Regions from separate parts of the Mus musculus genome. Here region 2 is linked to region 1. Evidence: chromatin loops called from intact Hi-C (ENCODE). Cell type or tissue: heart. All regions are shown on one strand. Links, peaks and the distances in the headings refer to the core of each region. The heading gives the core; the rest is flanking DNA.

Region 1 (2,910 bases), core at 94-2,593:
GAGGGGAAGAAATCAAGGCTGTGATAGCATCACGCCTCAGTAGCCCCAGCAGCCATCCGCAGTCCCTTATGAGGAAGGGGACAGGACATCAGCCAGCAGTTTCCAGTTACTCTGCAGCATTCCCTTCCTCTGGCATTAAACCAATGCAGTGTTCTGAAATTTATGGCATTTCTCAAGTACCACGCAGACGCATTTACAGAACTCAGCTCGCCTGGTCCTCTAAATCCAGACACAGGCTGGATTCCTATTAGCTCCAGCTTACAAGTGCAGAAACTGGAATTCAGGAGGTTAAGGGGAATCAGGAAGGCACTTAGGCTGGCACTCAAGGACCCCTGGCTGTCCTGTTCACAAGTCCCACCCCCTGGGCTTCAGCCTTCCTCCTCTCTAGCAGGGAGGGAGGGAGGGAGGTCAGGGCTTTGCATTCAGTCTTCGGTTCGTTCCTTTCTGTTTTCTGCCTTCACATTACTTCAGCCTAATGAACCAATATCACATTCGCATTTCTCACTCTGCAGACATCTCCTTGAGACCGGTTCCCTGCAAATCCAGAGTTACAGAATTGCGCTGACAGATTAACAGCCTGGCTTGGGGGTGAGTTTAAAATAGAATCCGAGATGATCTAAATCAAGAATCCTTAAGCAGAAGTTCAAGACAGGAGACTTCGGAGGAGACTGCTGAGCCCTGAATTACATGTACATATAATTATATGCATGTGTATATGCCTCTTCCTAAGACAAGGGTCCAGAACCTCCACCACGTTCTCAAAGAGGTTTTGAACCCCAAAGGATGAAGAACTGGACATGGTCTAGCTAAACCCAGAGCCCATGTTACCAGGTTTGCCCCTGGCTGTCCTGTGAAGCAGCACAATTTGTGGTAGAGACATCCCAGAGCTAAATACCAGAAGCTGAAGCTGAGCTCTGGATCTGGCAAATGTTTTAAAGACTCATGAATTATTAAAATGGCTAATTAAGTCAGCCCTCACCCGCCCGCCCGAGAGTATCTGCTTTCCCCTCACCGCTGAGCTCACAGCTGAAACTTCAATCCATCCCATGCTGCAGGGCAAGGTCACTTGGCTCCTTCCTTGCCGGCCTAAGGAGAACTAGGAGCAGACTGCTGCGTCTGCACATGCCTGCTGGCCTCAGTGTACGAACCTGGAGGTTCCGACCCATTGGCCTCAGTGTATGAACCTGGAGGTTCCGATCCATTTTCTCTTCTCTGCCCACTAAAATGCAGGCAGTTCTCCAGGGAGCTCATTGCTACACTAAACCCACACCGTTTCTTCTGTTGGGCACACTGGCCTATGTCAGCCAAGAGTGTTCCTTCATCTTCCTCCCTTGCCCAATTCACCTTCCCAACAGGACACTATAAATGAGTGGCCTGGAGCCACAACCACTTGCTGTTCTGGGAGGGAGCGCTACTTCCCTCTGCTGGGTGACAAGGGTCTCCATCTCCTCCACTTCTCCATGCCTAGCCCTGCCATTGGGAGAGCTTTCCCTCAGGACGTTGCTCACTCTCATTCTGCATTCACATCCCTTTCTGGTTCCACTTCACTGGGGAAACATCATTGCTTGTGCCAAGCTAGCTATATTTAAAAACCAGATTAAACAGGAAACCTTCTTCTTTCCTACCACTCCCCATCCCCGGTCTTCAAAGATGATCACTGTTTAAGAAGTTCTTTTGTAAAATGGTGATTTGGAGCCCACGTAGAATGAGAAACCACACAGTCACCTCTGCCCCAGAGCCCCTCTTCCCCAGCCTGTGGCTCACAGGTGGCATTCACACATTACCAGCCACATGTGCAGAGGTGGCTCTACCCCTAGGTGAGAGGAACACAGATCGCTTCCACTGCTATCCCCCAGTCACCTCCCCAAGTGGAGGGTGGCAGAAACCACAACATAGGAGAAGGGAGAGAGGCCTAGCAGAAGGCAGGATATCAGGGGACAGGGAGTAGTAGATCCTGACTCAGGACCACAGAAAGTCAAGATTCCGTTGTCCCCTTAGACTTCATTTGCAGAACACAATACAAAAGCAATAGCAAGATTTCCCTGATGGCAGCCAGGTCTGGTTGCGTTATGCATTTTATAATCACAGGTTTAGCAGGCTGGGGCAGAAATACCAGAAGGTTAATGCCATGCTCACGCTACATGCAGAGTGACTTTGTGGCCAACCTGGGCTACATGAGACAACAAAGCAAAAACAACAACAAAGAATTCAAGATGGCAACAGCAGAATCCTAAACCTCCTGTGTTAACCTTGATGGGGGGGCGGGGGAGCCTGCACGACCACTGTCACCCCTGAAGACAACCTGCTTGCCAATCTGTTCCCAGGAAATTTTAGTGTAAATTCTAATCTGTAAAGATTCTGAAGAATGTAAGGACTCAGAAAGTAACTTAGTTGTTATGCCTGCCACCCCTTTCTGCACCCACAGTCTTGCACAAACATGAAATTCATGCCTTAGAGATATAATCCCACAGACATGAGGAGAAAGACCATTGACCCAAATCGTCATGGCCAAATTAATTAAAGAAAGATTTTGTTTATTCCTGTTAATGGGTTGTCTCTCCCTAAAGGCAAGGTTCAAGAGATTAGAATTAGATATGGGTAAGATAAGTTTTTTAAAAAAATATTTACTTATTTATTTTATATTTATGTGTATACTGTAGTTGTCTTCAGACACACCGGAAGATCACATTATATTGCATCAGATCTCATCACAGATGGTTGTGAGCCACCATTTGGTTGTTGGGAATTGAACTCGGGACCTTTGGGAGAACAGTCATTGCTCTTAACTGCTGAGCCATCTCCCGAGCCCCTGATAAGGATCTTTATAGTTGAGGAGTAGGGGGTTTCCAAATGTGGTAGGCAAATAGTGGAGAGTTACAGAAGCAGAACATAGCATAACACATTGGTCAT
Region 2 (2,910 bases), core at 411-2,910, 210 kb after region 1:
CCAAAACTAAAATAAAAGCCCAAATTCATCAAAAGTCCACAGTTCTGGTAAAGTTTCTACATGTCCTAAGGTTGCTTTTTTTTTTTTTTTTTAGTTCCACTTCTGGTTAACTGTTCTTGTTAATTGGAGTATGACAACCCAGAATATAAATATATGTATATGTATATAGCTTAAAAGCTCACCCCAAGAAAAGTTCAGTGCTACAATGGGATCCTGAATACCCAGGGTAGTTACTGGTCAAGTAATAAAGCTGTCCTATTGGCTTAAACCTGTGGGCAAGTTGTTTTCTCTGGTGGATACCACACAATAGGTCCAGGCACGGAATCCAGGGCATCGGGCTTGGTACACATACCTTCACCCAGAGCCATCTCAGTGGCCGTCGAGAAACTGTATAGAAACAGAACAAAGAAAGTTTTAAATCAAGGCCGTAGAAACTAAGGGGTCTGTACAAAGATTATATTTGATAATCACAAGGTTGTTAAGGTAAACACAGAGGTGGGCAATAGTAGCTCTTTAGGGGACTACAATTAGCTCAAGATAATTTGGCTCAGGGCTTGCAATATTTCAGCTCCCTACAATCACATCTTAATCAGTTAATTAGCCCTTAAGAATGTTTATAACCCTGCAGTTTTTCCTGTCGGTTTACACCTCTTAGTCTCCATCTTTCTGTGTGTTTGTTTATCTACTTCTAAAACAGTGTGCAGTCTGCATCCATTCACTAGCACGGAAGAAAAACCAGATGCAACCTCTCTACCTCCCCCGCCTCCACCCTTTTCTTTATTGAGACAGGGTCTTGCTACACAGAAATCCAAAGCAGGATGTTTATTTATTTAGAACTCCAAAGCAGGTTATTTATTTATTTATTTATTTATTTAGGATGCAGTCTCTGGTAGCCCAAATTGACCTCCAGCTGCGTAGCCAAGGATAATACTGTACTGTGTTTCTTGCCAGACCCACTTTTAACTTTTGGCCCTTCTGACCTCCTGAGAGCTGGGGTTTCAAGTGTGTGTCACCCTACTCGTTTCCACATTTAATATATATATTTTTTCTTTAAATTAATAAGTGTCTGCACCTGACCTCCTCCACCCACACCGAGGATCTGGAGTTACCAGTTATGATGAGCTACACTAGTGATGGGGACTGAACTCAAGGTAGGCGACTATGAAAACATTAGGAAGTTAGGAAACTGCTGAGCCCCCAATCTGTCCTTTATTTGTTTATTTATTTATTTATTTATTTACCAGACAAGGTGCTGAGCCCCCATCTGTCCTTTATTTATTTATTTACCAGACAAGGTTTCTCTGTGTAGTCCTGACTTCCCTGGAACTCGATTGGTAGACCTGGCTGGCCTCAGAGGCCCCCCCGAGTGCTTGGATTAAGGGCATGCGCCACCACGCTCGGCTTGCCAAGTGTCTATTGGATGAATTCGTCAACCGATGGGCGAAATGCAAAACTGGGTCAGCAAGAGGTTGTGCAGAATATACCTGAAATTTTACCTATGGCAGTTTGCACTGCAAGTGTATAACGCACACTCAAGGCTGGGTGGGGGAAAAAAGATAGTTCTTTGTTTACAAGTTCTTTGTGATTTCACTCTTACGTTTCCGGTCACTTGATAAAACAAATTCCTAGCTGACCCCGCCTAGCACACCTACCCACCCACCAGGCGGACTTGAAAGCGCAGCCTCTGGAAGGCCTGCAAGGCTGCAGAAGTCGGACGCATGCGCAGTAGCTAGAGTCCTAGAGTTCGCGGGAAGCTGGGACCTTGCTCGCTTATGATTGGCTACTGCGGTAGACTCCCACCCACCGGGGCGCAGCGCTGCATGGTGATTGGGCGAGCCCACAGAGGCCGGACGAGGTTTAGGGGGCGAGGTTGGGGAGGCGGGAAACGACGCGGCCAGCGCAGGGTCGCTCTGTGCTCTAGTGGTGTTGGTGTGGAGCGGCTCGGAAATGGCGGTGCAGCCTAAGGAGACGCTGCAGTTGGAAGGCGCGGCCGAGGCGGGCTTCGTGCGCTTCTTTGAGGGCATGCCGGAGAAGCCGAGCACCACGGTGCGCCTCTTCGACCGCGGCGACTTTTACACGGCGCACGGAGAGGACGCGCTGCTGGCGGCCCGCGAGGTGTTCAAGACCCAGGGCGTGATCAAGTACATGGGGCCGGCAGGTGAGGGCAGCCGCGGCGGCGGGGCCCGGGCCGGCTCGGGGCCGCGTTGCCGGAAACCTGGGCGCATGCAGCGGTGGGGCTGCGGCGGAGCGCCCCGCCCGAGAGCTGCCTCCCCGGGCCACGCGTTTAGCATCTTGTTTTGGTTCGCTTCCGCACAGTGCGCTGGGCGGCTGCACACCGCCGAGTCCAGGCTGTCCTCGGACGCCTCGAGTTCCAGCCTCCCAAGTTGATAGGATTAGAGTCTTGTGTCACCGTGGGTACCTCCAAATCAATAACAGCCCGCAGCCTAGGAGCGAGGAGTGGAGGGCGTTTTGAGAGCTTCCTTTAAGACACCCTCATTTGCCAATAGGCTGTGTTTTGTTTTGTTTTTTTTAAACCGTCTCGCTTGAGAACCTGGGATGGACCATTGCTGAAGGGCAGTATCGCCAAGTGGTCAGGACCTAGGATATGCCCTGGAGCTGAACTGCCCGGATTTCAGTTGTGGATCCCCTACTGTTTGCTGAGTGCGGTTGAGCTAGTTGGAAAGCTGTGCTTAGCTAGCTAGCTAGCTAGCTTTCTTTCTTTCTTTCTTTCTTTCTTTTTTTTTTCTGCCACCTTGGCTCTCACCACTCAGCATCATCTCTCCCTAAAAGGCTTCAGAACTCATTTGTGGCCTAGGAAGATTAATTTGATCACCATAATAACCTCTCCCCCACCCACCCCCGTTGCTTTTTCTTTCAATTACATTGAATGTCCATTATATCATACTTTGG

Evidence for each region. Peaks named below come from ENCODE experiments on the same cell type or tissue, not always from the same donor. Only the 100,000 strongest peaks of a DNase experiment are listed, where the experiment ranks them.
Region 2: a loop joins it to region 1, with 2.1 times the contacts of the local background. A loop is called at or near these places in 2 of 42 quality-filtered maps.

What each region holds. Positions count from the first base shown.
Region 1 is chr17:87,460,270-87,463,179 of GRCm38, forward strand. Gm30794 (predicted gene, 30794) reads right to left here and starts at 90. Exons shown (of 3, transcript NR_168623.1): 1 at 1-90. In heart, for the core only: a CTCF peak has its summit at 1,418 (motif pointing left); no DNase peak of the experiment used is centred there; H3K4me3 peaks cover 794 bases; H3K27ac peaks cover 1,191 bases.
Region 2 is chr17:87,670,649-87,673,558 of GRCm38, forward strand. Msh2 (mutS homolog 2) reads left to right here and starts at 1,884. Exons shown (of 16, transcript NM_008628.3): 1 at 1,884-2,158. The coding sequence starts at 1,948. In heart, for the core only: a CTCF peak has its summit at 1,655; a DNase peak (open chromatin) is centred at 1,783; H3K4me3 peaks cover 1,786 bases; H3K27ac peaks cover 1,606 bases.